Regions from separate parts of the Homo sapiens genome. Here regions 2 and 3 are each linked to region 1. The links are chromatin loops, found by intact Hi-C in ENCODE. Cell type or tissue: heart left ventricle. All regions are shown on one strand. Links, peaks and the distances in the headings refer to the core of each region. The heading gives the core; the rest is flanking DNA. Region 1 has its middle 350 kb from the start of C11orf87. Region 2 has its middle 120 kb from the start of C11orf87. Region 3 has its middle 320 kb from the start of DDX10.

Region 1 (11,131 bases), core at 1,053-9,052:
ATTAAGAATCTCACTCAAAACCGCTCAACTACATGGAAACTGAACAACCTGCTCCTGAATGGGTACGGTACATAACGAAATGAAGGCAGAAACAAAGATGTTCTTTGAAACCAACGAGAACAAAGACACAACATACCAGAATCTCTGGGACACATTCAAAGCAGTGTGTACAGGGAAATTTATAGCACTAAATGCCCACAAGAGAAAGCAGGAAAGATCCAAAATTGACACCCTAACATCACAATTAAAAGAACTAGAAAAGCAAGAGCAAACACATTCAAAAGCTAGCAGAAGGCAAGAAATAACTAAAATCAGAGCAGAACTGAAGGAAATAGAGACATAAAAAAACCTTCAAAAAATTAATGAATCCAGGAGCTGGTTTTTTGAAAGGATCAACAAAATTGATAGACTGCTAGCAAGACTAATAAAGAAGAAAAGAGAGAAGAATCAAATAGACACAATAAAAAATGATAAAGGGGATATCACCACCGATCCCACAGAAATACAAACTACCATCAGAGAATACTACAAACACCTCTATGCAAATAAACTAGAAAATCTAGAAGAAATGGATAAATTCCTTGACACATACATCCTCCCAAGACTAAACCAGGAAGAAGTTGAATCTCCTAATAGACCAATAACAGGTTCTGAAATTGTGGCAATAATCAATAGCTTACAAACCATAGAGAGTCCAGGACCAGATGGATTCACAGCCGAATTCTACCAGAGGTACAAGGAGGAACTGGTACCATTCCTTCTGAAACTATTCCAATCAATAGAAAAAAAGGGAATCCTCCCTAACTCATTTTATGAGGCCAGCATCATCCTGATACCAAAGCCTGGCAGAGACACAACCAAAAAAGAGAATTTTAGACCAATATCCTTGATGAACATTGATGCAAAAATCCTCAATAAAATACTGGCAAACCGAATCCAGCAGCACAGCAAAAAGCTTATCCACTATGATCAAGTGGGCTTCATCCCTGGTATGCAAGGCTGGTTCAATATACACAAATCAATAAATGTAATCCAGATATAAACAGAACCAAAGACAAAAACCACATGGTTTTCTCAATAGATGCAGAAAAGGCCTTTGACAAAATTCAAAAACCCTTCATGCTAAAAACTCTCAATAAATTAGGTATTGATGGGACGTATCTCAAAATAATAAGAGCTATCTATGACAAACCCACAGCCAGTATCATACTGAATGGGCAAAAACGGGAAGCATTCCCTTTGAAAACTGGCACAAGACAGGGATGCCCTCTCTCACCACTCCTATTCAACATAGTGTTGGAAGTTCTGGCCAGGGCAATCAGGCAGGAGAAGGAAATAAAGGGTATTCAATTAGGAAAAGAAGAAGTCAAATTGTCCCTGTTTGCAGATGACATGATTGGATATCTAGAAAACCCCATTGTCTCAGCCCAAAATCTCCTTAAGCTGATAAGCAACTTCAGCAAAATCTCAGGATACAAAATCGATGTACAAAAATCACAAGCATTCTTATACACCAATAACAGACAGAGAGCCAAATCATGAGTGAACTCCCATTCACAATTGCTTCAAAGAGAATAAAATACCTAGGAATCCAGCTTACAAGGGATGTGAAGAACCTCTTCAAGGAGAACTACAAACCACTGCTCAATGAAATAAAAGAGGATACAAAGAAATGGAAGAACATTCCATGCTCATGAGTAGGAAGAATAAATATTGTGAAAATAGCCATACTGCCCAAGTTAATTTATAGATTCAGTGCCATCCCCATCAAGCTACCAATGACTTTCTTCCCAGAATTGGAAAAAACTACTTTAAAGTTCATATGGAACCAAAAAAGAGCCCATATCACCAAGTCAATCCTAATCCAAAAGAACAAAGCTGGAGGCATCACGCTACCTGACTTCAAACTATACTACAAGGCTACAGTAACCAAAGCAGCATGGTACTGGTACCAAAACAGAGATACAGATCAATGGAACAGAACAGAGCCCTCAGAAATAATGCCGCATATCTACAACTATCTGATCTTTGACAAACCTGAGAAAAACCAGCAATGGGGAAAGGGTTCCCTATTTAACACATGGTGCTGGGAAAACTGGCTAGCCATATGTAGAAAGCTGAAACTGGATCCCTTCCTTACACCTTATACAAAAATTAATTCAAGATGGATTAAAGACTTAAATGTTAGACCTAAAACCATAAAAACCCTAGAAGAAAACCTAGGCATTACCATTCAGGACATAGGCATGGGCAACAACTTCATGACAAACACCAAAAGCAATGGCAACAAAAGCCAAAATTGACAAATGGGATCTAATTAAACTAAAGAGCTTCTGCACAGCAAAAGAAACTACCATCAGAGTGAACAGGCAACCTACAAAATGGGAGAAAATTTTCACAACCTACTCATCTGACAAAGGGCTAATATCCAGAATCTACAATGAACTCAAACAAATTTATGAGAAAAAAACAAACAACCCCATCAAAAAGTGGGCAAAGGACATGAACAGACACTTCTCAAAAGAAGACATTTATGCAGCCAAAAAACACATGAAAAAATGCTCACCATCACTGGCCATCAGAGAAATGCAAATCAAAACCACAATGAGATATCATCTCACACCAGTTAGAATGGTGATCATTAAAAAGTCAGGAAACAACAGGTGCTGGAGAGGATGTGGAGAAATAGGAACCCTTTTACACTGTTGGTGGGACTGTAAACTAGTTCAACCATTGTGGAAGTCAGTGTGGCGATTCCTCAGGGATCTAGAACTAGAAATACCATTTGACCCAGCCATTCCATTACTGGGTATATACCCAAAGGACTATAAATCATGCTGCTATAAAGACACATGCACACGTATGTTTATTGCGGCACTACTCACAATAGCAAAGACTTGCAACCAACCCAAATGTCCAACAATGATAGACTGGATTAAGAAAATGTGGCACATATACACCACGGAATACTATGCAGCCATAAAAAAGGATGAGTTCATGTCCTTTGTAGGGACATGGATGAAACTGGAAATCATCATTCTCAGTAAACTATCGCAAGGACAAAAAACCAAACACCACATGTTCTCGCTCATAGGTGGGTATTGAACGATGAGAACACATGGACACAGGAAGGGGAATATCACACTCTGGGGCCTGTTGTGGGGTTGGGGGAGGAGGGAGGGATAGCATTAGGAGATATACCTAATGTTAAATGACAAGTTACTGGGTGCAGCACACCAGCATGGCACATGTATACATATGTAATTAACCTGCACATTGTGCACATGTACCCTAAAACTTAAAGTATAATAATAATAAAATAAAATAAAATAAAAAAGAAATAATGAATAAGCTCTCATCTCTAAGTACCTACTGTAGGCCAAATACAATGCTAGGAACTTAATAAAAAGGTACATTGATTGATGCTTTAAAATCCAGATAATTTGAGGTTAATTTTCTGATCCCTTCCAAGTTCCTTGATACTATGCCACCTAAGGAGCTTTTTAGAGACTTTAAAAAATGTTTCCCTAGGCCTTAGACCCTCCAGGTACAGTGGAAAAAGAATTAGGTTCTTATGCCAGTTTCACTGCTAACTTGCCTTGGGCCAAGTCTAAGTCACAAAAACATTCAAACTCTCAGCTTCCTCTTCTGTCCTGTGGACTTACTCTTTCCTCCCCTGCCTCTTTCATGAGATGGTGGGAGGAGTCAATGAACTAACACCTGTGAAATCACTTTGAAATACTGTCTCAGTGGTGACAAGCCAGCACTCAGCCAAGAGGGGGATTTCATTGGAATCAGGATTTCTGATTCAGCCTGGCTTCCTAAGCCATTTCTACATCAATCAGCTGTCACTGCTCCTTCTCCTCAAACCATGTGAATTTTAAAAGCCAGCACAAGCTCATCTGGAATTCACATACCCCATCTTCAAACAGACAAGGACAATGCGAAATTGGAAATACAGGAAGATGGCAGGTGGCACTGCGCTCTCTGAAAAATGAGCACTGTAGAAACAGCTCTGCTTCTTCCCAGGATGCCTGATGTCGTGGGTGATTTGTAATGCTTTCCCTGAAAAGCCCTCATCCCCATGAACACATTTTAAAGATAGAAATCAATCTTACAGTATGACAGGGAGAGAAAAATCTGTCAGGAAAAATGAAGAGGAGAAAAACCACCTAATTCTAGAATCCTTCCTACTAAATAAATGGGTTCCAGAGAAGTAAGACTGGACCTATATTTTTCCATCATGCTTGCCATTTACTGAGCAGCTGCAAGAGGTGAGATTGAAAAGAGAGATAGTCTGGCCAGCCCCACCAGCTTTTTCATCATAATAATTTAGGCTGGATGCCAGTCCTGGCATTTTGTACTAGGTCAGAGTTTGCCTATATACAACAAAGAACTAAAGCTCCTACAGGATCATTTACAACTACACACTATGAAACATTGCTCATTATTACACAAGGGATCAGCTGTCGCCATACCTTGGAGCATTTGTGATCTTTAACATAAGGCAGCAACACATCGAGGTTTAATTTAACCCCCAGACCAAGATAAACTCTGCTTCCCAGACCCTCAGAACCTGGAGAATAACATCACTATGAGGCATACTAAAGCCCATAGCTGCAAATCACCACACGACTCATTGCAGGGAGCACCCAGCCAGTGTCAGGTTAAAGTTATCCAATCAGGCAGAAATCAGGAAGGGGTACTACATAAAGCCAGCAAAGTGGAGGGAAGGAGACAAAAGGGGTATAGTAAGGGAGTTAGAAAGGCACTTCCATGAAGAAAAGTCTAAAGCTGATTTCCACCAGAGCAAGTTTACTCACTGAACAGTCCTCTTGCTCTTTTCTTGCTAGAATATCCATAGCCTCTTACAGTGTCCCCTTGCATTATGGAAAGTTTCAGGAAAGTTTCAAAAGCTGCCTGAAAAACAGTTCTCATTCTAAAGCGGGTGTCCAGGAGCAGTGTTGCCTTCCGCCCTATCCTCTCCTTAAATCTCATCTCTGGCCCACTCCTGAGAAATCAAGTGGGCAAATGAGCTGCACTCTTTCCCAGGGCCCTTCTGGCCCTATCTATGTCTTAGGAGCTTCTCTCCTGAAAAAAAAAAATCAATCCACAGCTGGCCTGGGAGGAAGAGATAATGTGAGAGCTCACAGTGGGTCAGTGATTCAGTAAAAAGCCAGAGAGCTGTTGGCTGGGAAATGTCGGAGACATCTGGGCAGGAGCTGGAAAGCAAGCACACTGGGCTGTCTTCTCCTGACACCAGATAGAGCCTGGCCCTGGGGAGTTGCCCGGCCATGTGTCCTATGTACCAAGAAGCCAAGATACTAAGACTTGGGATTTCTGTAAAATGCAGTCATGAAAGAGGGAGGCAGCTGAGACTGGATGTGAAGAAGGAGCACATTATTGCAATGCTGTGGTGACTTGAGAAAAATCAGAGACATTGTAAAAGCCTTTTGGAACACCCTGGCAATCACAGACAAAGCACATCAAGCTCATGAAGAGACGGAAAACATGACATAAATACCTTCCATCTAAGACAATACCTATCCTGGCAAACTCCATCCTCGCCCCTTTAAGCTCTGCATTTCAATTCTCTAACTTCCAAGATCAAAAACAAGTCAAGATAGCACAAACTGACTGTCTTCACTGTAGTGATCCGCATCCTGTGGGAGATCAATGCATGTCAAAAGAATTGAATGTATCACTGCAAATAGTAATTCAGAAACTGGAGAGAGAAGGTTTTATATATAAAAAAGAGAAACCACAATTTCAGTCACAAGCACCTTTTCCAAGTGCCTCTGCTGGTAATATAAGCAGGAGCTCCAAGTAGCAATTAAATGTGTTATCTACGAGCTTCCAAGTCAAGACGTCTCTTCAATAAGGTATGAGAGCCTACTTGAAATAATTTGAGATCCATCTCTGACACTAGTAAGCTTTGCATTTTAAAATTATTCTTCCCATAGTCCGCAGATATTCTTTAACCAACCCAAAAGTCAAGAACATTACATTGCACATTTGTGGGAAGAATCAAGATGGCTGAATAAGAAAAAAATACACTCCCCAGAAGCTAGCAAAGGCAGCCATTAGACTCAATCGGAATTGTAGTAAAAAGGTGTCTAAGTGGAGAAATTCAGTCCTAAAGGCCTTACTATAGAGGATAAAGAAGAAAATGTAGAGTCAGACCCAGGCTTGAATTTCGGCAGTGTTAACAGCAAGGGGCAGTAACTCCTGATCCCAGCCCAAAGCCCTTCAGTTCTTAGGCTCAAGTGTAGCAGGTTGAAGCCAAGTTGCCTCGAAGTAAAAACATAAGCTTTGGACCTTGCTTCAAACTCCAGCTCCATCTGTGAATAAGTTGCTTCCCTCTCTGAATCCGTTCCCTTCTTTTACTATCAGGGTCAATGGCCCTATTTCAGGAGCTAGGATGATGAATGGATGAGGGAAATATGTGTAAATCCCTTAGCACAATGTCTAGCACATCAGTTCTCTCCCACACTTCGGGGCCATACATAGAGAATGTAGATAAAGTTGTTGATATTTAGTGGAAAGAGTACTGGGTTAACAATTAGTGACCTTGCTCTCAACTAGCTCTGGAATCTTGAAGAAGTCACCTTACTTCCCATCACACGCAAAATAAACTAAAGAATCTCAGAGATTATCCTCTGGCAATAAGGGAATTCAGATTCAAAGATACAAATAGATGAAGATGCTAGAAGGCATTGTATCTAGGGTTATACAGAGATATCAGCCTTGGGATCTACCAGAATTGCTGGACAAGATTAGCATTTCTGACCAATTCAGGATCTGAAGAATCTAGATCAAACAGGACTACCTTGTATTGTATCCAAAGGCAACTGGGGAGCAAGGAAAGGAGAACAGGAGAATAGAGAGAATCCTCCTTCTCTGAGATTATGGCTGCAAATTTCAGGTAGAAGCTCTCTTCCAACCAAGATAGACTTGAAAGCACTGAGTCACTTTGACTCTAACTAGCTAAGCAATCAGACTTTGTAATGAAGCACCTAGGTGTTCCCCACATGTGGTAGATAGGCAGGGCAGGAGCATCAGAGAAGGAAGGTGAAAAGCAGCAGCCAGCTTTGAGATGTGGCTTCCAACTCACCTGCAACACACACACACACACACACACACACACACACACACACACACACACACTTATGCCTGCCCCTTATGCCTGGGCAGGGATCCATGACCCTGATTCACATGTTATATGTTCCTCCTCCCCATCAGCCAACCTAAACCCTGTCTAAAGTAGCAGTGTCTCGTTTAGGACCAATGAGAGGGCTTGAGCAACTCAGGCAGGCATGGGCACATGGGCCCAGCTGGGCTGAAGATGTCACACTTTGTTCTTCAAAGTGACTGATTGGACCTCAAGAATAAATGTCCCACAAAGAAAATACATTTAACATCATGGCACAAAAATTAAGAGAGAAGTGACTTTCCCCTACACTTTGCACCTCTCCACACATAAATGCATGCAAACACCTACCCATTGACCAACAGAAATATCACACTGGGACTATTTCCAAAGAGTCTCTGAAAAGTCATTAAGTATTTTGTAAAATACTTCACAAAGAGACAAGTCTTGCCAGCCATCCTTGATGATCTGTCTCCCTAAAATAACTCCAATCCCAGCAGCCTCCCAGGTGCTGGTAGGTAGACAGTGCCACAGTCAGCTCAATCTCTGCGGAGGCCCAGCCTATTTGATGCTGCACATATATGCACTGCCTTCACTTTCATCATCCTTCACACCTACTCTACCCATCCATGTCTCTGCCTGGCCAGTCCCTACTCATTCTTGAATGTCAGTATAAATGTCTCTTCCTGCACAAAGCCCTTGGTGAGTCCCCAGGTTGGTTTCAGTACCCTTTCTATGTGTGTCTTCACCTACACGGGCATTAGTTGACACCATTGTAGTTGTGCATTGACTTGTCTATCTTCACTAAACTGTAGGTTCCTTGAGGACAGAGAATATGTCTCCAGCACTTAACACAGTGTTGGCATATAGAAGTGCTCAATAAATATTTGTTTAATGAATGAGTGAATCCAAACCAGATTAATGGTTGGGATAAAAAACTACTCAGGTCTACTGAGGAACAAACCAATAAACCTGGTGAAAGGGAAGTGGAAGTACCCAGGCACAAAAACCAGGTACTCTCCCTAGAGTTCACAATGAGCCAGCTAGGTGACTGTAAGACCCAGAGATCGGTTCTGCTGAATATGCAATATCAGAGGGCAGAGTAAAGAGTAACAAAGCCAAACCAGTTGTTCCTTGTAAGAAAAGAGAGAAGAAAACCGACACTTAAAGAATACCTATCAGTACCCCTTTTAAGCCAGAAAAGAACTTACAAGTTATTATCACCTTCTCACAGACAAGAAAAATCATGCTCAGAGAGGTAAATAACATGTCAAGTAAATAGCAAAGTTGGTATTGGAACTTGGACCTGCTGATGCCAGAGTTCACACTTTATTTTACTCTATCTTATTGTTTCTGAATTTTCCACAGATTTGGATGTCCATTTCTACATTCTGGGAAATCAGATGGTAGGTAGAAAGCTGGGTACCCTGGAAGCTGTGGCATTTGACATGCAGTAGTGGCACTGAATCAATGAGCAGATGAACAGGCATTCACTATGGTCTGCAAAGGGCTCGCATTGCCAAAGATCTTCTTGTCTTTGAAAACAACTTCAAAGAAAAAGAATAAAGTTCAGAGAAGGGAATGCAAAGGATAATGAGAAGAGAGGGGAGAGTCAAGAAAGCCTCCTCCAGATGGATGACATACGAAAAACATTATATGAAAACATCACAGTGAACACCCAATCTCTCACTGAAAATGGGCAGCAAGACCATCCTTAACTGTCATTATGAGCAGAGACATGTGATATAGTTTGAATATATGTCCCCACCAAATTTCATGTTGAAATGTAATCCCCAGTGTTGGAGGTGGGACCTAGTGGGAGGTGATGGGATTTCTCATGAATGGTTCAGCACCATCCCCTTGGTGCTGTCCTTGTGATAGTGCATTCCTTCTCATGAAATCTGGCCGTTTAAAAGAGTGTGGTGCCTCCCCCACATAGTCCCAGGTCTCTCTCTTGCTCCCACTCACACCATGTGACATGCTTGCTTTTTCTTTGCCTTCTGCCATAATTGGAAGCTTCCTGAGACCTCACCAGAAGCAGATGCTGGTGCTATGCTTTCTATACAGCCTGCAGAACTGTGAGCCAATTAAAGCCCTTTTCTTTATGAATTACCCAGTCCCAGGTATTTCTTTATAGCAATGTAACAACAGCCTAACCCAACATGAATCAGCTACGGGGCCTCAGCCAACTATTAGCACATAGACTCCTGCCTCCAAAGGCGAAGGTACTGAGAGTTAAGAGAAAAGCTTAGAGGAAATGAAAATGCATCCAATTCCCCGTCAAATGAAAATGCTATGGGCCAAAGGCCAAAGAATATTCTTGGCCTGGATGGTGCTCTCCACGCTAAATTTAGCTGATTGCTGAGCTTTTTTTAAGAGGCATCTTATTCAACCTTTTGCAAGCCACAGATTTACCTCCTAATGCACAACTTGCTTCCCCCTGAAGCTGGAACACATTGTCCTTGGCTTTGTCATCTGTGGGAGAAGCAATGCCAACAAAAACTCTGCTGTTATCACCTGGCTCTGCTTGTCCAAGCAGTGCCTGGATGAGGTTCTTTAATGGCACTGACAAAAGGCTCTCTATCCTCAGTAATCCAGCCCACCTCCCCTGACCCCACCATCCCCATAACTATAACCTCATCTTAATTCTTATTAACAGAAATCCATTCTTCTGTGTTTATCACTCTAGCTGCAGAAATCAGCTTTTAAAATGAGAAAACTTTAGGGAGAGTTTGCATGCCCATTAACATAACCAAAATCTGTGCAGATTCTAACACTGCTTGCTTCATTTGCTCCTGATAACACAGTGCAGACTGAGAGGCAGCATGCAAGGTTGAAAAAGCATGAGACTTTAGACTAAGACCTAGATTGAGAGCCTCATTCTTTTTATCCAGACAATCTTCAGCTTGCCTCATATGAAAAGTGAGGATTATGATATCTAGTTTTGCCCAATAAAGGTAAATTAATAATATTTTAGGTGGTTATTAATCTTAGGAATTTTAGGACCAAAAGAACCAAGAGGTTACATGCACAGAGAACGGGGCTGGAGACAGTTTGGGAGAATTGGTGAGTAAGGTGGCGTCAAGACACAAGTGAAGCTAATATCAGACTTATGAGAGTCAGAGTCAGGAAGCACAGAAGCCAACAAAGAAAGTGAGGACAGGGGGAGAAGATGCAGGCCCATCCAACTCACCTAGAGCAGTGGCATATGTATAGTTAGTCATGTTTCGGGTCATCATGTGGTCACCTCTGAGTCCCTAGTAACTAATGTTCATTTGGCAATTGTTAAGTATTTATTAAGTGCAATTGTCTGCCAAGTGATGATCAAGAGAATAGGTTTAGAGCACTTAGGGTTATAGTAAGTTCCTTCCAGACTTTGGGATAAGACAGGAAAATAGCCTAATGCAAAAACTAATAAAACTCAACACACAATGGGTGGTAGTCGTCATTTACAGAAGCAACCCACTCTAGTAAACAGTTAGTAAATAAGTTATCCCAGACAGGGAGAACAGAGCAAACAGGAAGAAGAGAGATCACACACACACACACACACACACACACACACACACACACACATTTACAAATCAAAAGGGCCCATTCCATTGAGTGTTCAGCACAATGAAAGAAAAGTAATCTAAACTTTGGTACATTTTCATGACATTTCAGAGTACTAGGGCTGAAGAGCATACTCTAACCATCCTTAAAGCTTCCGAAGGGAAAAATGGAGCAGTGTCTTCAAGTGAGGAAAACTAATTTCCAACCAAGAATTCTATACCTATGCAACCTAAGATCAAAATGTAGGACAGAGTAAAGGCATTTTCAGAGAATGATGACATGAGATTAGGGAGTGGGGAGTAGTTGCTGGTTAAATGTTTGGATTTTCTTCTCAGGAAAGGGAAGCTACTAGAGGATTCTGACCAGAGAAATGATGTGATCTGACTCATAGTTGATCTTATAGTCTATTTATCTGATAGTAGTATA
Region 2 (11,131 bases), core at 2,033-10,032, 230 kb before region 1:
ATTCAGGATCCATGCTTTGGTTATTGAGTAGAGGAATGAATAAGAACATGGAACTTTAAAATAATGGAGAGAATTTCAGCAAGATATCTTGGGGTTTATAGCTGTATTAGAAGGGGAGGGGAGAGACTGGAGCCAGGGAAAGTAGTGAGAAGGCTATTGATATTCAAGTTTGAAGTGGCAAGGGTCAGTACCAAGAAAGTGAAAATTTGGAAGATTTTTTTTTAAGGAGAAAAATAATAAAACTTGCACAGAGCAGTTAGAGGGGAACATAGAAAGGAAAGAGCCAAGAGTTTTTTAATTTCTAATGATTTCCAAGAATTTCGAGCTTGGAAGGAAAGAATAGTGATGACATTAATAAAAACAAGATCATTTGGAAAGAGTTAAAAGATGAGAGGAAGAAGGTGAACAAATTCAAGAGAGATATTTAGCAGACTAAATAGACTGAACTCGATAATAGATACTGGGGTGGTGAGGGAGAAGGAGAGGAAGCTGTGAAGCTTAACTTTTAGTTTTCTGTCTTAAGACATTAGATGAAGGGATTCTCAGAAAAGGACAAGGATTGATGGGTAAATTGGAGGTGTATTTGAAACATCCAAGTGGAAATGTTGATTAGGTAGTTGAAAAATAAAGAGGTCAGGGAAGCACTGTGATTCTCAATTGGAATGATTTTGCCCCCCAGAGGACAACTGACAATGTTTGGAGACATTTTGGTAATCTCAACTGGAGGAGGGAGCAGTTGTTACTTGTGTCTAGTAGGTAGAGGCCAGGGATGTTGCTAAACATCCTACAATGCATGGGATAGCCCCCCAAAACAAAGAATCATCTAGCTCCAAGTGTCAAGGTTGAGAAACTCTGGGGCAGATGATGTCCATTTGAGAGATATCAGCATATACATGGAAATTAAAGCTGTGAGCATAAGTCTAGTGAATGATTTTAAAAACCCAGATTTGAGTCTTGAGAAATTTTGAATAGCCAGATGAAGGCAGATGAGCCTAAAAAGATCTTGTAAGAAGGAGAGAACAGAGAAATAAAAGGAAACCCAATAGATAGGGATCAATGTAACCGTGTTAACAAGGATTTCTGAAGAAGGGAGATGCCCAGCAAGAGAAAGACTCTATCCACTGGATTTAGAGATATGGAGGCAGCTTGTGAGCTGTGAGCTTAGCAAAAGCAGTTTCTGTGGCATATCAGTGACGAAACTAAATTTAAGTGAATGAAGAAAAAGAAAATAAAGATCCTCTGGCCTGGGATGAGAAGGCTAGACATTAAGGTAAAGTGTGTTGAAGGAAGGTGGGTTTGTTATTGATACTGCTGCTTTTGCTATGGGGGAGTCATGCATAAATAAAAATAAAGGACCTAGTTTGAAGTAACAGTTTGAACATATAGAAGAGATTAGAGTATTTTTAAGAATGGGTAATAGAACACTAGTGGGTCATGAAATTAATTTATAGGTTAAAAGTAGCATTTTTAAAAACATGAAATAGAATGGGATAGAAAATAGAAACCATTACATAGAGTAAAATATTGTTTCAAGAAACTATTATTTCAGGTGTGGTTTGCATGTACACACATGGAATTTTGGTACACACATGTACACACTTGCAATTTTGGTAACTAAATGAACACAGAAGGCAAAAGAATTATCCTCCAGGCATGGGTCTAGGTGACTTGGAGAATAATGGAGTCATGATGGAAATACGAAAACAAGCAAATAAAGTAATGGGAAAGAAGGAAGAAAATAAAGATGAATTTAAGACAACAGCAGAACATTCATGCAAAGATATGCTATATATAGTTATCCCGCCCGCACAAGGCTGGGTTAGATGATCCTCCTAGATGCTCTTATAGCTGCTGTCCTTTCATAGTAAGTATATTGCAACTGTCCATTTTCTTGCCCATCTCCCTTCTCAAAGAGTGAGCACCATGAAACAAAGAACCATCTCTCATCGTATCCCTATTGTCTGGCACAATTTCTGGCACATAGTGGGTACACATTAAATATGAATTTAGTCAGTGATTTATAGGTGTGATGTTGACATCATGGAATCTAAAAGTCAATGATGATAAACTATTTATAAAATGGTTTTAGACCCTTTCAGAGACACATCATGACAAACCATAGGTCACACACTTGATTCCAGAAAGCAATTTGCATCTGAAACCTGGATATGCATCCTGTATCAGTCAGCTTTATTGGTTGCAGCAGAAACCAACTCTGGCTGACATAAGCAGAAAATAAATCTATTGAAACAGTATTAGGTAATGTATAATTGCCAGGAAATTCAGGCTTGGGTAACATTCAAGAGCAAGGGAAGCTAGTGCATTAACCTGGACCACCGCCAAAATTCTCATACCATAAAACCAGACCACTGTCAACACTGTCACCTCTAAACTCTACAAACCTCAGCTGCAACCACCACCACCATAGGCACTAGTCAGTTACAGCCACTGCACTGTTATTCCTCTTGTGCCTCTGAAAACTCTTATTACTAATCCTCATGTTCCTCCATCCCAGCCTTTTTTGCACTTCTAATTCTTAATTTCAAAATTCAAGGCAGCTGCATCTGGTTATTGGAGCCTAAGTTATACACAAGAGAATCTGGGAAATTCAATAGCTAAACAACTTGCATTTCAAGCTTTTACAGAAGAACACAGGTTAATATAGTCCCAAGCAAAAGAAGATGCTGGGCTACCAAAGTAACTGATAAATATCCATTACATAATGAATGACATATAATCTCATAGATTCCATAATTGCTGCCAGTTGCCAGCCCCTGGTGCCACTGAGGAACTGAGCTGAGTGCAACAGAAGTCTGTAGCTGTAAACATGTAAGGCACTCAACACTGCACTATCAAGTGCTATTCCTTTACTCTTGAATGATACACAGATGCTAGATCACCCTGAAATGACAGGCAGATGTCACCCTTTAATAGGAATCGCTGACCTTGAGATTCGTGTCTTCTTACCACAAAAATGGTGCTGCCATCATTTCAGCTTCTTGGTGGATGACTCTGGCTCGTTATTTTAAATGGTGCCAGTTGCTTCAGTCATTACTTTGAATTTAGTGTCAAACATGTGTAGTGACCTGCATGAAAATGTTCTGCCTCTCTGGCTTCCATCTGAGATGATCCTGCCCCATGTCAGCCCAGCCTTCATCTCTGCCAGTTCTCAGGCAACATACTTGTAACCAGTCGCCTCCCTGCACACTCCTCTGAACATGCCTATTTATTTCATTCAGGATAAGGGTGAATTTTGATCACATAAACATACATTCATTTACTTCTCCTAATCCATCTTTAGGAAATCTATGTGAAGAGGACAGCATCCACTTTGAATGAGCCCATTACAGCTCACCTTTATTTTGTTCCCTGTAACTTCATCATCCCTCGATAATCCTCCAAGAAAAATGAGGCATAAGATAAAATCTTTGAGAGGACATGAAGAGCTTCATTGAATGAACGGTCATTCCCTCTGTTATTCAGGTAATGTCCATGTGTTTTGTATTAATAAATTCTAGATCCAAAAAAATTAATAAACAAACATGGTAATAATTATTAATATAATTCACACCATAATTTTCTGCTGTTTTAAAAAAGATGGGCTTCTCCCATATACTTCACTTAAACTTTTAATGCATTTAGATTTTTAGAAACATTAATAGTTTTTACACATTAAAAACACATCTGATTAAAAAAGTTACACATCTATTAAGGAAAGTTTATGTAATATTTCCATATGCATTTTTAGAAATTAAACTTCAAAAGCTGGATATGCCAAGAAATCAAGGACCACATCCATTTGCTTCCTTAAAAATTTTTTTTCTTGCAAACTCATATACTTTTATCTTTAAGTTACCTAAATATTATAGCATAACAAACCTCATTCCTTTTACCTTTTTTAATTGATATCTCAGTTTTAAGGTTTATCTATGTTGGGATGTGTGCTTCTTGCTCCCAACTGCTACAGAATAGTCCATAGAAAGCATCCATCAAAGAAGTTCATAGCCTGAACTCCTCACTACTACAAATGTTCAATCTTCTCAGCCATGCCTCCTTGTAGATTTGCATGAAGATTTTTCTGGCATATTTTCTTGAGGATGGGATTGCTGGGTAGAGGCCGACTTGACTTCACCAAAGACTGCCAGATGGCTTCACACAATGCCTCTAGCAGTTCACAATCCTACCAGTCACGAATAAGGGTCCCGCTTCCCCACCTCTTTCCTAACACTTGATGCCATCCAATTTACACACAGATTTAAAAAAGAGTGAAGTGGTTGTTTTAATTTTTACATCTCTGATTATTCATGGGTTTAAGTCATTGCATCTATTTTTGAAACATTTGGGTTTGTTTGGTTTTTTTCCCACTTGCTGTTGTGGCACCTGTCTTTTTCCAGTGACATAAAGAAACTCTTTATTTTAGATATTAATTGCCTTTTGATTCTAGACATCACAAACATCTCTTCCCAGTCTATTATTTCTCTGTTAACTCTGTCTATGGTGCACTTCCTTTAACAGAAACTCTTAGCATTGATGTAATCAAACATACTGATTTTTGCCAATAAAGGATGTTCACATACAAGGTATATTCTCATATTCATACTTTCCAGGTAAATGACTATTAATCCATACCTTTCTCTCTCACTCAAGAAAGCTTATCAGAAGACACATAAATGAGAATGATGTTCAAAAAGTTTTCCAAATATTGGTTCTTTAACTGTTAGTAGAGAAAAATTGGCTTTCAGTCATCCTGAAATTACCATGCCACCAGATTACCACAACTAATTACAGAATTACTAGTTGAAAACTATAGACCTAGCTCATGCCCTCTGAGCCTACCAGCTGTCAGCCGCATCTACCTCACCCTTTCACTGATCTATAATAGAGGTGGCCATTTGCTGATCTCATACTGTGAGACAGACATTTCCATAAAATATTTCCTACCCTCACAAAAACTCTAAAAGATAAGTATTGTTATCCCTATTTTACAGGTGAGAAACCTGAGGCTCAGAAAGACCATTTGCCTAAGTTGACACAGTACTTGATAAAGCCAAGATTTATAATTAGGACAGTCATGTTCCAGAATCAGGAATCCCAGCCTTCTCTCTTCAAGGCTGAATCATCTTTCAGCAATGCAAGTGAGATAAATGAGGTATCCCAGTCAAGGCCAGTCTTCACCAACACATGCTAAGCATCTGCTGATTTAGGAGATGCCCCCATTCTCAACCCAAGACACCCAGAAATTCCCGACATTTATTTCCAAAAACTCCCTGGTAAAACGAAACTGTTGCCTTGAGGAGTCATACTATGATCACATTAGCACAGAATCAGTTCATCATGTAAGACTATTTACACTAAGGCTCTAGAGAAATGGAAGAAGTTATGAAAGAATGGGGAAAGGGAGGAGAGAGAGAGTAGGCACTTCATCTAGAACTTGTAGCACAGCCCAGGGCCACAGAGATGATATAACCTGTGCAACCTCCATGTACAGGAAGTTGAAAGAAGGAAGGAGAGGATAACTATCATTTACGGAGCATTTATCATGTTCCAGATGTACCCAGCTAGAAAACTTTGCAGTATCTTTCCTCATCTTTATCAAGGCCATTGTCTTCATTTTTTCTAGAAGAGGAGTACTGAAGAGATTGGGGATTATTTTCGCAGGACCCCACTGCTAGAAAATAGCAAAGCCAGAATTTGAACCCACGCTGTCTGATGTCAACAGCCCGTCTTCTTCCACTGCAACCACCTTCATCACCATTCGATGAAGACTAACTATCCTTTACTGTTCTTCCCTAAGCCTGAGGTTAACTGCTCTCTGGGTCCCAGGGTTCTCAAAAAGTATTTTGTTTTCCCATTGAATACAACTTGAAGTTCTTGTCATTAAAAAAAAAAAAAAGTCTCTAAATATTCTAGTGTTTGGGAGCAGAGATTAATTGGAAAAGTAAATACTTGTAGAAAACTAATTGGCATTCCCTTGACAAAATGTAATGGATTCAAGCATTGGTCAGTGTTAGCTCTTATCCTGGTATGAAGAATTAATGTGATTGCAATGACCACACTGCTGCTGAGTCTGAAGTCTGCAGGCCAAGAGGGTTACAATTTGGTTCCTCCTCACCCATGTCTCAGGAGACCATTTAGTAAAAAGTTGAAGAATATGACATTCCCATGTTCTTCCAAAACAAAAAAGGCTTGAGTGACTGGTACAAAGTGTGGCTTTTCCCGCCCTCCTCTTTCTTAGGGCTTTCCCCATGTCTGGTTCCTGCAGTTACAGTGAGATATGAAAAAGGCATCTGCAGGGATCTGGGTCAGGCCTATATCAGGAAAGGCCCCCAGAGCATCAGGTTGGACAGAGACTCCAGAAAACTGAATGACCCCAGCCTGATCAGCCCATCACTACCCACACTCTGGCAGCTTCACCCCACTACTCCCCAAGGCCTTGTATGCATCAGGGCCTCCTGACATGTGCTTCTGAACTCGCAACAAAAGCTGTTCAGGGCTGGGAGCGGTGGCTCACACATGTAATCCCATCACTGCAGGAGGCCGAGGCCGGTGGATAGCTTCAGGTCAGGAGTTCGAAACCAGCCTGGCCAACATGGCAAACTGCCGTCTCTACTAAAAATACAAAAATTAGCCAGGCATGGTGGCAAGTGCCTATAATCCCAGCTATTCAGGAGGTTGAGGCAGGAGAATCGCTTGAACCTGACCTGGGAGGCAGAGGTTGCAGTAAGCCAAGATCACTCCACCGCATTCTAGCCTGGGTGACAAAGCAAGACTCCATCCAAAAAAAGAAAAAGAAAAAAAAAATCAGGGTTGTTGACTTGGGACTCTATATATTTTTTTTACTAATACATAATATTTGTACATGTGAGATTTTGATTCATGCATACAATGTATAATAATCAAATCAGGGTACTTAGGATATCCATCACTTTGAACATTTGTCATTTCTTTGTATTGAGAACATGTCAAATCTTCTCTACATTTTAATAAGTTCCTCAATGATTCTTAAGGAGCAAAAATAGTTTGAGAGACACGGTGCTAAGGATTAGGAGTGGTTAGAGACAAGACAGAAGTGACCTCAAATGGGAAGATTCCCTTACAAATGAATGCAATGTATTCCAATTATTAGGGCTGATTATGTTCCACCAAGTCACTATGGACAATGAATTAGCAAACACTGAGCCATGGCTCCTAGGTAAAATACAGGGTTAGGTTACTGCAAGCCTCTGCTCATAACATTTTAATCAACGAATAAAAACATAACCTTGTTTTATGTGTGTTTCTGTTTGAAGACATCTTATGTAACATATACAATTGATTCATTAACATTGTGCTCATGGCCCACAGTGCTATGACTCATGCCTGAATGAAGCTTCTCTAACATATGTGTTTTCTCTGTAAGGGGCATTGCAGCCTTCTTGTGCTTAGAATACTAGACAGCACTTCAGAAGTAAGCTCAGGGCCCATTTTAAACAGTAAAATCATCAATAAAAAAGCACAAAAATGCAACAAAATCTGGCAAAAAAAAAAAAAAAAGGATACTTAATAGCATGAGAGCTAAAACAAGAAGGAGTGTCACCCTTTTCTCCCTCAGCTGGGAACACGAATGTTGAGGAGTAACTCAAATTTTTCACAGCCTGGTACATGTCTGACAACGGCTGTGGAAATGCCATGAGTATTGATTTGGGGGTTACACATAAATTTTAGGCACTGGGCAAATTTGCAAACACAGAATTCACAAATAATGAGGACTGATTATATAGTGAGGATGGATTACAAAAATAGTTTGCACATGCATTATCTCATTACCTTACTTGATCACACAATAACTCTGGAACTTAAATAGAACATCTACTATTTTGATTCCCAACACTGAAATAAGAGACTGTGGGCCTAGAGAGCCGGAAAACAAACCAAGGTCTTTTAACTCCAAGGCCCTTGCTTTTTCCATTATACAGTAAAAGGAAGTCAACTCTGCTAATGCTCTTTCAAATGCTAGAACTGTCCAGCCAAGTGAAGATGCCTCAGAGAAATGGGGTGCAGTGGAAAGCAGGCATAGCATGCTTACACTGGGGGAAATTGGGGAAAGCCAGAGCAGACCTAGCCCTAGACACAATGGGGCTTAATCACTATTTGCACAAGCTGTACAAGTGTGCTTTCTTTTTATGTGTACTGAGGTTTGCTTTGAAGTATTTCAGTCAGAAGGCAAGCACTGACTGAGTCCCATTGGGTGCATTTTATTAGATAATGAGTCAGAGAAGAAAGAAGCAGCAATTCCTGATCCGAAGAAGATTATAGACAAATGGAGAAAACATTGTATAAAATAGTTAATCTAGTAAATAGAGTTTGATTTGAGGGAGAACATAGATGAAGAGGGTAGATCCGAGACACTATTTGAAAATAGAGGTAAAGGACTTGTCATGTAAAATAGGAGAAAGATTATTCCATGCATTTAAAACAGTTTGGGCCAAATTCCTAAGGCATTGATAGTCAAGAGGTTTACTGCCTGCTCTGTCATTTTCTAGCCACGATACCTACAGAAGTTGATTGAAACTTTTTCGGACTCAGTTTACTGATCTATGTAGTGGGGCTTCAGTGCAGGTCAACATACTTTAATTAGCAGAATGCTGCAGCACTAAGACCTAGGATTCAAAAGCTTCAAAGGTGTATTTGATATAGCTTATGCTTTCCAGGAATAGGAGGAGACAAGACACATAACAAATAGATAATTTTAATACAAAATAAATGTTAGGATGTGGATGGGCACACTTAGACTGCGTAATCTTGCAGCAGGGGAGGGGGCAGGGAAACTGCCTGGAGGAGCTGGCCCAGACTTCTAAAGGACAGTAGGAATTAGATAAGCAACAAAAGGGGAGGGCAAGTCCTGATCAAGACGGAGCAAGAGCAAAACCTCAGCAGTGTGAGATATTGCAGTGGGTTCTGGGAACTGTGTTTGGTTTGGCATTGCTGAGTCATATGATGAGAAGAGAAGAGTGAGGATAAAAGAGCTGGAAAGGTAGAAAACAGCAAGATCCTATCAGCATAAGAACTCACTGACATATTTTAAACCAGGGAGTGATATGGACAGATTTGTCCTTCCTGAAAGATTCCTCTGGCAGCAATAAGGAGGAAGAATCTGAGGTGGACACGAATGGAAGTAGTCCAATGTCTGGTTGTGATAACCCAGGTAGATGCCTCATAGATTTGTTGTGGGAGCCAATGAAATAATGTGCGTGAAAGCAGATTGTAAGCTGTAAAGCAAACCAACACAAAACAGTATTTTTCTTATGTAAACAGATAACATTGAAGTGCAAAGCGAAGTGGGAAGAGAGCAACACAAGAACACAAGTTTTCCTAAAAGGAAGAATATGCTAGAAAACAATGAGATCACACATGCAGCATAAGATCATTTAGTTGAAAAGCTTTGAAGGTAGCAGAAGTTTTGACATTTGAACTGAAAAGTCAATGGATGCTTCTGAAGGAGGTTGAGGGACTGGCACAGTATAGATAATGGGCAGTTCTGGGCATCTGAGAGTAGAGAAGTTGAAAGCTAGCATATAAACAGTCCGAAGAATCCAGCTATGACTTGCTACATTTCCACCAAGATAAAAATGCAAAATTATTCAAAGTCCTGAACTCTAATAATGGCGTCCACCACAATGAAAAGAAAAAGCTAGAGTCCTGAAAAAGTTAGAGAATCTTAAAACTGGAAGGGATTCTGTAGAGGCGGTATAACACGATGGAGAAAAGTACAAAATCCGGAGCCCAGCTGTGTAGAATTGAATCCTACCACCTCTAGCTGCACAGTAAAGTTATATAAACTCTGTGCTTCAACTTTCTCATCTGTAAAATAGGGATAATAATAATACCTACCTCTCAGAGCTGTTGTGAGGCTTAAACAAGTTAATAAACATGAAATGCTTCGATTAGTGCCTATTGAGTGTTCAATAAATTTTAGAATTTAATAATTCTGTCTCCCACTTTAGAAATGAGAACACTAAGGTCTAGAGAAGTTGGCTCATCCAAACTTTTAAAATTTTTTATCCAGTACCCTAGAATTTTTTCTAGGCCTCCTGCAAATTAATAGCAAAATCATGGTTAATTCTATATCTGGGAGACCTAAATCTGCACAGCATTAGCTTCTGTGTTGGAATTGAAAAGGATCCAAGAAAGAGGAAAACTGATTTTAATTGACAAGAGCTCAGAGAACCAGAAGGTCAATATTGATGTAATCTGGGCTTCAAAGGCAGGGCCAAATGGTCTGCTGCTTCTTCTGTAAAGCACTCTCAAAAATGGTGAATGAGGAGTGGGCATTGCTCACCATCAGGAAACAGCAGAGTTGGAGAAGGCAGAATGGCAGATGGTGAGGTGGGGAGCATTACCTTAGGAAAGGTAAACAAGAAACCACCTATTAGCTCTGCCATGCTCTGGATTCTAAGCTGGAACTGCTGGCTCAGTTCAAGTATGTCCTCTTTTTCCCCCTCTCCTCTCCCCAGCACTGTTCTTGGCAACACATTTTATCTTCTAGCAGATGGCTGCAGCTGCTATGGTGGCATCTGTTGCTGCTCTTTCACCTTCCAGCTTTGGCAGGAGCAGTTGGCAAGACGAACTTGCAAGGTCTGTCAGCACCCAGTAGTATCACTATCAGTCTAACTTGTAAAAAAAAAAAAAAAAAAAAAAAAAAAAAAAAAAAAAGTAGAGGCAGAGGAAGTGCTGGTGCTACCAGCTGCAATCCCTGGGGCCTGCTTGATTCAAGAATCTGCTTCAGACTGGATTCTCCTCTCATGGGATCAGAAGTTGGGACAGAGTAGCTTAGATGAGCTCATTTTACCCATCACCCATCTTTAAAAATGAAGACCCTTTTGATTGGCAAATAAAGAGGCCCCGCTGCAAAGAGCAAGAGCAATAGGTCTTACAGATGAAAACTACATTGAAAATCCAGAGGAGCAATTTGAAGGAACAAAGTTAACATACTAATTCCTGCCTTCTCCAGCCTCATTTCACAGAATGGTTTCCAGCATGGCCTGAGACAGTCCTCACAAAGCTTTGAGGTATATTCAGAGCCCTATTTACATTGATGAGTGGAGTCTGTGTGAGTCCTGGCCAGCCTGGACTGGGGGTCACAGTCTGTGTT
Region 3 (11,131 bases), core at 2,039-10,038, 92 kb after region 1:
ATACACACACATATAAAAGTCGAGAGAGAGAGAGAGAAAGAGATTTATTATGTAAAATTGGAGGCTGAAAAGTCCCAAGATCTGCAATCAGCAGGCTGGAGCCCCAGGAGAGCTGATGGTTTAAGTTCCAGTCCAAAAGCCAGCAGGCTCAAGACTCAACAAGAGCCAATGTTTCAGTTCATGGCAGAAGAAAAGAAAAGAGCAATGTCCCAGCTCAGGGAAGTCAGGCAGAAGGAGGTCCCTCTTACTGGAGGAAGGGTCAGCATTGTTGTTCTAGTCAGGGTTTCAGTTGATTAGATGAGCCCCACCCACACTGTGGAGGGCAGCCTGCTTTACTCAGTCTACTGATTCAAATGTTAATCTCATCCAGAAACATCCTCACGGACACACCCAGAATAATGTTTGACCAAATGTCTGGGCACCCTTTGGCCCAGTCACATTGACACATAAAATTACCCTTCACAGCATCTCCACATACTAGTATTTTTGTCCTTACAGGATAAAGTCTGTCATACTTAGCTCAGGCTACTATAACAAAATACCTTAAACTGGATGGCTGATAAACAGAAATTTATTTCTCACAGTTCTAGAGACTGGGAAGTCCAAGATCAAGGTACCAGCAGATTCAGTATCTGGGGAGGACCCACTTTCTGGTTCATAGATGGCACATTCTCATTGTATCCTCACATGATGGAAGGGGCAAGACATCTTTCTGGGGCCTTTTTTATGAGGCACTAAACCCATTCATGAGGATTTTACCCCTTGATCTATTCACCTCCCAAAAGGTCTCACCTTCTAATACCATCACATTGATGAATAGGTTTGAACATATAAATGTGGGGGCATGACAAAACATACAGACCATATCAAAGTCACAGCAGTGGAATTACTGAACAGAAAGGAATGTACAGTGTTAATTTTAATGGTGTTTGACAGTTTGATTTTCACAAAAACTAACAATTTATATTTCCACCAGCATTGTATAAGAGGACTCTTCTCCCCAAAGACATGGAACCAACCCACATGCCTATGAAGGATAGACTGGATAGAGAAAATGTGGTACATATACACCATGGAATAGTACGTAGCCATGAAAAGGAATGAGATCATGTCCTTTGCAGGGACATGGATGAAGCTGGAAGCCATAATCCTCAGCAAACTAACACAGGAACAGAAAACCAAATACTGCATGTTCTCACTCATAAGTGGGAGGTGAACATTGAGAACACATGGACACAGGGAGGGGAACAACACTCACCAGGGCCCATTGGGTGGTGGGAGGTGAGGATAGGGAACTTAGAGGACAGGTCAATAGGTACAGCAAACCACCATGGCACATGTATACCTGTGTAACAAACCTGCACATTCTGCTCACGTATCCTCGGTTTTGTTTTGTTTTTTTTTAAGAACAAATAAAGGAAAAAATAAAAGAAGAAAGCAGGACTCTTCTCCATATTCCCACCAGCAATGAAAGTTAATGCTATCTTAAATTTTGGCCTTTGATGTTTTTTCATATCTCACTGTTACTTAAAATTGGATTCCCTGAACACCAGTGACTTTTAATATCTTTTCATAAGGCTTTGGCCATCTGGAGTTTTTCTTCTGCAAATAGTCTCTGCATACCATTTGTCCATTTTTCCACTGGGTGGTTTGTCCCTTTATGACAATTGTAAAAGTTGTTTGTAAATTATTAGATGTATGGCTATTAATCCTGCTTTTCACTGATTTTTTTTCTATGACTATCATGTACTTGGTTTTTTTTTTTTTCATTTTTTTTGGTAAAATATTTTCTTTGGTTATGACCTCCCCTGCCATCAGATTATACAAGTTAAATCCCAATTTGTTTTGCAAGATTTGTATTATCGTATGCTTATGAAAAGAATCCAGTTTTGCTTTCAAACAGATGGAGAACCAGGAATCCCAAGACCATATCATTAAATCCAGCCTTTTCCTGCTGGAACACATTAAATTCTCACACACATCAAGCTTTATTTATGGATTATCTATTCTGTTCCACTAATCTCTTTGTTTTTCCCAACACCAGTATCATGTTGATATTATCTCATTGTCTTAAAAGTGGATCATAATATCTGGTAAGGGAAGTTTCCCCTTCAATTTTGTTTTGCATATTTCTCTTTGTTAGTCTAAAAAAAACTCACTCTTCCAAACAGATAGAAAATTACAGCTAGATAGGAAGAGTAAGTTCTAGATTTCTATAGCACTATAGAGTGAATAATAAACAATTTATTATATATTTTCACATAGCTAGAAGAGCACATTTTGAATGTTCCCAACACAAACAAATGATAAATGTTTGAGGTGATGGATATACTAATTACCCTGATTTGAGCATCACACATTATATACATACATGTATGGAAATATTACACTCTACCTGAAAAATATGTGTAATTATGTGTCAATTAAAAATACTGAAAATTAAAAAATTTAAAAAATCCTTCCTCCATATACACTGCAAGATTGTTTAATTTCCAGGATAATAACTCTGTTGGGATGTTGACAGAAATTACCTAAAGTTTGTACATAAATTTTTGAAGAAATTACTTTTGTACTAAATGTTTTCCTTTGGAAAAAGAAAGTCTTTCCAAATGTTTAGATATTGTTGTGTGTCCCTCAATAAGGTTGTATAGCTTTCCTCATTTAAGTCTGTGTCTTTCTTAATATATTCATTTAGTACTTAAAGTTATAAATGAGTTTTTTCCATTTCTGACTTCTTACTTACTAAAAAAGACAAGTTTTAGTATTTGTATATGAATCTTATTCCAGCTACCTTACAAAATTATTTTACTAACTTGAGTAGCCTTTTTTAATATCTAAAAGTAGAGTCTTGGGGACTTTGAAAGGTTAAAAAAAATGCATACTTCTTTTCTTGACTTATTTCATTCACTACCACTCCAACACAATGTTGTATAATGATGATGAGAATATTCCTTTTCAGTGCCTGATTTTGACAGAAATAGATGTAGTGTTTTGTCACTTAAGGTAATACTTGCTGGTAGGTATCATGACTGATCTTTATTATATTTAGGTTGTTTACTTCTATTCCTGTATTACTTAACTGTCTTTTATAAGAATTTTATAAAATGCCTTTCCAAAATCTACTAATGTAATTTTGTAATTTTTCTGTTTCAGTTAGCTCTTTTAATCTCTTTCCATTTGTTCGTTAGAGTTATACTGATACAGATATTTATATCCATCTTTTCTTGCATTTCTAAAATAAATCTTATTAGATCACAGTACAGTATTCTTTTAAAACTCCACTAGATTCTATCTGCTGTTTATTTTATTTTTTGCATCAGTACTCTTAAGTTAGATTGATTTATAGTTTTTAAATTTTCAATTATACTTTATTAGAGCTGAGTATTAAAATAAGATGGACTCTATTATAAAGTGAATTAACATCTTCTTCATTTTTTCACGATATAGAAAAGTTTATTTAACATTGCAACTATCTTTCTTTAACTATTAGATAAATCTGAGTTAAGAACCTGTTTAGTTTTGCGGCCTATTTTCATTGGAAATTCTTTCTCCAAGTCTTGGTCTCCTCTCTGCTCCTACACTTCCAGCTCCAGGGATGCAGACTGCTTACTGGTTCAGGATCTACAGAGAGCAAGGTTCTTTGCTCAATACTGTTTCCTCTCCACTTCATTTTCTTCCCAGTCTAGTTCATTTGCTATTTGTTTTGAGTCTTTTTCAAGTATTTTGCTGAGATAGTGAATGGGAGTGAAATATACGCTAGAGGATTGCATGTCTTCAAATCATGGTAGTTTGTTTGTTTGGTTTTTTCATTTGTTTGTTTTTGTTTTTTTGGGTTTTTTTTTTTTTTTTTTTTTTTTGGCCTTGATGGGGGAATATCTTGGCTGGACATTGGATTCTTAGGTTGTGTAGTTGCTATAGTTTTCACTCCAGTATCTTCTAGCTTCCAGATGAGAAGTCTGATGCTAATCTTCCTCTTATTCCCTTATAAGTAATCTGTTCTTCCTGTCTAAAAACTTACAGGATTTTCTTGTGGTATTTAGAGTTCAGGAATTTTTAGTAGAGTATGTTGGGTCTCACTTTTTTCATCAACCTGACCTGGAACTTGGCTAGACCCTTCCATATATAGACTCAAGTCTTTTCAGAAATTTTTCTTATATATTTAATTATTGCCTCTTCTTTAACTGTTCCTTTGTATCCTATTGTAAATCCTATTCATTCCAAGTTGTCCCCTGGTTCCATTCTCCCAGTCTCTCTCTCATTTTTTCTCATGATTTTATCTGCTTTTTTCTCATGATTTCCATCGGATTTTGCTCTGTGCTTTGATCCTCTAAGCCACCAACATGGGTGGCCCTCAACAGTGACCATTAACTCCTTCAGTTACATCTACTAAATTGGTGACGACTTTTCTTTCCTTTAGAAAGTCCTTTTGAAATGCACTTAAATTTCTTTAGGTTTTCTTATTGCTTTTTTACTCATTTCCTCCAACAGCTCTGTTTTGCTGAGATTGTGTTCTGTTGGTTGTGACTCATCTTTCTCCAGCTGGTAGGATCTTTCAGATGCATGTTCTTTTTCTCTGTTGGCTCAGTGGGATCAGGTCTGGTTGATGGCAAACAGGACAGAGTCTCTTTCTCCAAGGGCTGGTAATACAAAAGCAGGCAGGTTGCAGGTCCTGCCAAGGCTGCAGGAGGAAAGTGCCCGGCACCCCAGGACCCTCAAAGAGAGAGGCTGCTGGACCAGTGCTCAGCTCTTTATTGGCCTCTTAGGCACCAGGGGAACCAGAAGTGTCCACAAGAATGATGTCATCCTTCTTCCTGGGGTACTGAGATTTCTCTGGGCCAAGCCATTTGCAGGATCAACTGCTTGCCAATTTCCATAGAACTCCAATGGTTGTCCCCACACTCTTACTAAATCTGTGTCTAGTTCTGATGTAAAATTCCTGTCTAAATTCTACAGAGCCTCTAGCCCCACCTGGTCCCAGCACTCACAGCTCCAGCTGCCAGTTAGTCTCAGAGATGCAGATAAATTGGAATTGGGAGTGTGATGAAATTAACGCACTCCAGAGTTAATAAAACACACACACACACACAAAAAGAAAAAAAAATATTCTGCATGTCTCTCCTCCCCCACTCAGCCTATTTCTAACAAGAAAATCACATGGGTGCCTGGCACACAGGCCTGCTAGAAAAAAAAAAAAAAAAAAGGAGCAATCCAATTTAAGAAACACTTTAAATGATATTTTTCTTCATTTCTGCAAGGCCTGTCCTGGTTCTATGAAGGCCCACAGCATGTGGGTCAGTTCTTACGTTCGCCACTGTGTTAATTAAAAACAGGAAACTGGGCTGAGAAGGTAGATCAGAGGGGAGGAGTTCTTTCCTTCCAGCTCTCACTTGGTCTTCATTTAATTCAGCTACAATGCCAAGAAAACTAAATATTACAAAGTAATAATCCTTGTGTGAGCACTAAGTTAGGAAATGAAGAAAAATATCACTGGCTCATGCCCTAATAAAGCCAAGCTATTGAAAAGGCTGAGAATTTATGGCAAATTCCCCTCTGAGGTGCTTAATGACCATTCTGCTTCTCCGTTTCCTTTTAACCAATGCTTGAAGTATGTTTGTGCAGCCTGCAGCTGCCCTGGAATCTCAGCCTACCTCATTTTGCATCTGGCCCTTTGAAAAACTGCAGGCTCCAGAAGTCTTTGGGAAGCATCAGTGGGCTCCAAAGAACAAATGTAAGTGGCACAGGTCCGTCTGGGCCCAGAGTGAGGAGAAAGCTCTGGACCAGGAGTCTGCCTAGGTCTCCTCACCTGTAGGGTGGAGGACAAAACTCCTGCCTTCCAGGACTCTTGGAAGGTTAAAGGAAAATGCTTCATAAACAGCCATGCAAAAGCAAAGTGATGGAAGCTGTTATCATCACATCCTCATCCCAAAGGCTGTTATGGGTCTTGCTTTCCAGGCCCATGCTTCTGCTCCATTCAAGCCTGACAAGTTTCAGAAAACACATTGCTTCACACCTCTATTTTTACAATCCCCATTAGCAACAAGAGGCATCAGAGTGATTAAGCCAGTGCTACTATTAACAGTCTCTCATTGATTTATGACAATGCAAACAGAAGCATCATATGGGTATAGTTTCACTGGATACATTAACTGTGCAATAAAAGATGTTATTTATCATTAATAAACTTAAATCAATCCTGACTCTGATAAAAAGATAAGAATAAAAGATCTTAGTGGGTTCAAGTGTCTAGGAGGAAAGCATCATTCTGTGTTTTGCTTTTGTTCTCTGCTTTTGTCTTTCCTAACAAGGATCTTCTTCTCTCTAGTTCTTTTGGCAGGGAAATAACAACATTTTTCTTCACTAGAGCGCTCAGCAATTGTAGGATGTGTTTGCCTTGACTTACTGCCCTCCCACTCATAACAGAGGAAGGCATCTTTTCTCCAAAGGGCAAAAAGCAACTGAGAAATTCTGGAAGCATCACTAATCCCACAAACTGGCAACCCAGGGTAGTGGCTCAGAGACAGGCTTCCTTTTAGAGTCAGAAATATTTCAGTTCTAACTACATTCCTCCACTTGATCACCTGAACTAGTCATTCAAAGATTTCTTCAGCCTCTTTTAGTTTCCATTTTCTTGGCTTTGGAACATGAAGATGCTCTATAACTTATCAGTGAGGATAACATTAAGTAAGATAATTATTTAAAAAGAACCTATCCCAATAGCAAGTATGCAGTAATTTAATATTAGTTTTTGTTAATAAACACCATTTACTTCTACCCTAAAATGCCCATGTATTCTTCAAAGAAAATAAAATGCTGATGCATCCAAAGCTAGGGTTATAAATCTGGAGACTGTGGCTCGGATGAGTGATTCCCAAACCTGCCTGCTCATCGGAATTTTCTGACGAACTTAAATTGCAGAGGCCACATCCCCAGTGAATCAGAACCCCCTGGGAGAGGGTGTCATGGCAAGAAACTGTGTCTATTAAAAGCTTCCCAGGTGATCTTGATGAGCAGTTGTGTATGGGAACCAGTGGCTGAGACAATCAAGGCTCGAGAAAAATTAGTCCCGTTACATAAAAAGCAAAAGCTAAAAAAAAAAAAATTGCCTCTCAATTTCATTTCCAAATATGTCTCTAAGTTGCCTTTTAAGAAACTATTTTGGAGAATGCCTTGTATGTGTGATTAAATGTGATAAATATAAATATGTAAAGAAACAATATTCACAGAAGAAAAACACTCATGGCAGCCAGCAAAGGTACACGTTGCCATAAATGAGCTTCATGAAACACAGACACATTGTGTGATGAAAAACATGAACCAATCCATCTTTTAGCTTTTATGTTACAATTGGTTAAAATTCAGTAAAGGGTCCTGAGGGCCACTGCAAACTCTTCCCTGATAATGTGGTCCAGAAAAGCCTACAGGAAGTTGTGTAACATCTCAAGAAAGGGTGGTATATGGGAAGCACACATGGATGCCAGCTTCCTTTATATTTGCCCTTAAGGCTGGTCCTTTCCTGTGTATGCTGCCTACCCAGTGGCCCAAGGCAAAAACCTGGCAACACCCATGACTCCCCCTTTCCCCCCAACCTGCCTTACCTGCACAGTGACCAATGTATCCTCTCTATTTCACCTTCTAATCATCTTTCCTCTTGTGCCCCTCTACTGGACCATCACTGGCCCCAAAGAGGCTGTCATTTTCCCATCCTAGCCATTCCAGTGCCCTTGAAAGACAGGAATCTGAATCTGCTTGGGACCAAGGTCCTAACAAAAATGCACTCAGGAACTCATGGATGCTGAAGGTAGACAATGCAATAGATGGGACAGGCAGGTACAAAACTCTCTGGGCCTGATTTGAGACCCTTCAGAGAGGCCTATGTAGAGTCTGCTGGTCTAGAGAGTCTTGTGCCTTTTTATTGGACAAGTCATGGAAAGGGAGGGTCACCAATCCCAGGGTCAAGGTCTCTAGCCAGAGGCTCCAAAAATTTCTATCCACAGAATAAAGATAACACACTATAGGGTAATATAAGACAACAGGCAAGATCTGGGTCAGAGCAGGTATGGATTTGAGTGCATTGCTGCTGTGTCATCTTAGACAAATTTATGACTCTGAACCCCAGCTTCCCTATTTGAAAATGAGAATAACAATGCCCATTTTACAGAGCTACTCTGAGAATTAAAAATATTTAAAATTTAAAAATGCCCAACATGCAGCAATCACTCAATAAATTCTAGCTAATACTGTTATCAATAACTGGATGTATATGTATGTAAGTTTGTGTATTAGAAAGAAACTGAAAAGATGTATTCAAAAGAGAACTATTCTTTAGGGTTACATCATCCTTGGTTTCAATTTTTGATATTTTATTAATTTCCCCACAGCTTAGAAATCTAAGATTCTTCATCCTTTAACAACACAGTATAAATCCAATGCCACTTTGATGACAGTAAGGCCATCAAAATGTGGAAGGGTGAGGGATGAGAGTAGAGAACAGATATGGGTGAGAAACATACTTAAAATGAATGACTTTTGAAGCCTTCTTACAACAAAACAACCAATCACCAATGGCCTTGACCAAAAGGAAAAAAGAGTACACATTGAAATACAAGATGTTATCACATTCACCTATACTATCTACCCAGAATTGGGACATCCATTTGCAGCATGTGAACAAAGTATAATCTTAAATAAACCATGTATTAGTCTGTTTTCATGCTCCTGATAAAGACATATCTGAGACTATGTAATTTATAAAGAAAAGAGGTTTAGTGGACTCACAGTTCCTCATGGCTGGGGAGGCCTCACAATCATGGTGGAAGGTGAAAGACAATTTTTACATGGCAGTGGCAAGAAAGAATGAGAACCAAGTCAAAGGGGTTTCCCCTTATAAAACCATCAGATCTCGTGAGACTTATTCACTACCATGAGAACAGTATGGGTGAAACAACCCCCATGATTCAATTATCTCCCACCGGTCCCTCCCACAACACATGGGAATTATGGGAGCTTCAATTCAAGATGAGATTTGGGTGGGGACACAGCCAAACCATATCAAACTGTATGAGGGTAAATAAAGCTAGCTGCTAGAGTGACAACCCCCAAATCTCAGTGGTGCCATACCATTATGCTCTGTTTCTTACAAGACAGGATCATCATTTCACAAGACAAGAACACATGGTCATGCAAAGACCCAGACGCCTTGCATCCTAGGACCCCATCTCTTTGGAATCCTCTCCAGCCCACTGGTAAACTGGAGGAGAGAAAGATGATCAGAAATGGTAGGTTCTTATGGATCAGGGCTGGAAATAGGCCTCATCCACTCTTCCACTCATATTATATTGGCCTAAACTCAGTTACGTGCCTCCTCACCTATTTACCTAATAGCGATGATGGCTGGAAAATATAGTCCAGCCACAGCCCAGCAAGAAAAAGAGAGTACAAATACTGGTGAGCCTCATGAGTCTCTGGGATTTTCCTAAAGCAAATACTGCATTCAGAGGATTTATTCACTGTGCGTTTTTTCCCAAAGACTGGGAAACCTGTTTATTTTTTAAGATCTTTTACTGATTTCAGGAGCAATTGACTAATCAAGTCCTAGTGTCACTACAGGTGGCGTCTGGCCCTTCTTAAACTACCCTGGGTTCACTTTACCTGTCAGATGTCACCCAGGCCCTGCCATTTGAGCCACAGGGACACGAGTGAGGGCACTGTCTAAATTAGCAATCAAGCAAGATTCTCAGGAAGTCAAGGTACCCCAACCGGGTCGGAGCCTGGAAGCTGGAAGTCTGAGAAGGGCTGAAGTCTGTCTGAGGTTTCCAATGTACAGCTACAAGAGAAGACTTTGTAGCTCCCAGCCAGAGAACACCAGGGAACCTCTACCCCATAGGCCATCTCAGCATGGCTGGCCAATTGACTTGCTTCTCAGTCCCATCCTGAAACAGCACTGTCTTTTCAGCTAATCACTAATGCATGGTAGTATGGAAAGCCCAGGAAGAAGCCCTTGAGGAGAACTCCACATATAGTAGATAATAATAATAATAGCTGATGTATCTCATGCCAGTCAGAATGGCAATTATTAAAAAGTCAGGAAACACAGATGCTGGCAAGACTGTGGAGAAATAGGAATGGTTTTACACTGTTGGTGGGAGTGTAAATTAGTTCAACCATTGTGGAAGACAGTGTAGTGATTCCTCAAGGATCTAGAACCAGAAATACCATTTGACCCAGCAATCCCATTACTGGGTATATACCCAAAGGATTATAAATCATTCTACTATAAAGACACATGCACATGTATGTTTGTTGCAGCACTATTTACAATAGCAAAGACTTGGAATCAACCCAAATGCCCTGGATAAAGAAAATGTGGCACATATACACCATGGAATACTATGCAGCCATAAAAAATCCCAAAGGATTATAAATCATTCTACTATAAAGACACATGCACACATATGTTTATTGCAGCACTATTTACAATAGCAAAGACTTGGAACCAACCCAAATGCCCTGGATAAAGAAAATGTGGCACATATACACCATGGAATACTATGCAGCCAAAAAAAAGTACTATTCATTCATGTCCTTTGCAGGGACATGGATGAAGCTGGAAGCCATTTCTCTCAGCAAACTAACACAGGAACAGAAAACCAAACACTGCATGTTCTCACTCATAAGTGGGAGTTGAACAATGAGAACACATGGACACAGGGAGGGGAACAACACACACCAGGGCCTATTGAGGGGTGGAGGGCAAGGGGAGGAAGAGCATTAGGACAAATACCTAATGCATGTGGGGCTTAAAACCTAGATGACGGGTTGATAGGTGCAGCAAACCACCATGGCATATGTATATCTATGTAACAAACCTACACATTCTGCACATGTATCCTGGAACTTAAAGTAAGAAAAAAAAGAGAAAGTCTTAAATAATAATAATAATAATAATAATAATAATAATAATAATAATAGCTGATGTGTCAAAATTGAATTTTGTTCCCAGGTCCTGTGATAAGCAGCTTTACCTTGGCTTTCTTGTGTAATTCTCAAAATCACCTTCTGAGGTGGGTTCTACTATTATGCCCAGTTTACAGAGGAGGGGACTGAGGCTTGGCAAATTTCAGTCACTTCACCA

What was found. Hi-C counts contacts between places; a loop is a spot of excess contacts. Peaks named below come from ENCODE experiments on the same cell type or tissue, not always from the same donor. Only the 100,000 strongest peaks of a DNase experiment are listed, where the experiment ranks them.
Region 2: a loop joins it to region 1, with 2.1 times the contacts of the local background. A loop is called at or near these places in 2 of 110 quality-filtered maps.
Region 3: it touches region 1 in a loop (2.0-fold over the local background); 7 of 110 quality-filtered maps call a loop at or near these places.

Annotation. Positions count from the first base shown.
Region 1 is chr11:109,070,272-109,081,402 of GRCh38, reverse strand. No RefSeq gene overlaps it. Among named protein-coding and RNA genes, the nearest start is that of C11orf87, 350 kb to the left of the region's middle. RefSeq lists a silencer at 5,094-5,294. In heart left ventricle, for the core only: no CTCF peak of the experiment used is centred there; a DNase peak (open chromatin) is centred at 5,282; H3K27ac peaks cover 563 bases.
Region 2 is chr11:109,300,587-109,311,717 of GRCh38, reverse strand. No RefSeq gene overlaps it. Among named protein-coding and RNA genes, the nearest start is that of C11orf87, 120 kb to the left of the region's middle. In heart left ventricle, for the core only: no CTCF peak of the experiment used is centred there; no DNase peak of the experiment used is centred there.
Region 3 is chr11:108,979,606-108,990,736 of GRCh38, reverse strand. No RefSeq gene overlaps it. Among named protein-coding and RNA genes, the nearest start is that of DDX10, 320 kb to the right of the region's middle. In heart left ventricle, for the core only: no CTCF peak of the experiment used is centred there; no DNase peak of the experiment used is centred there.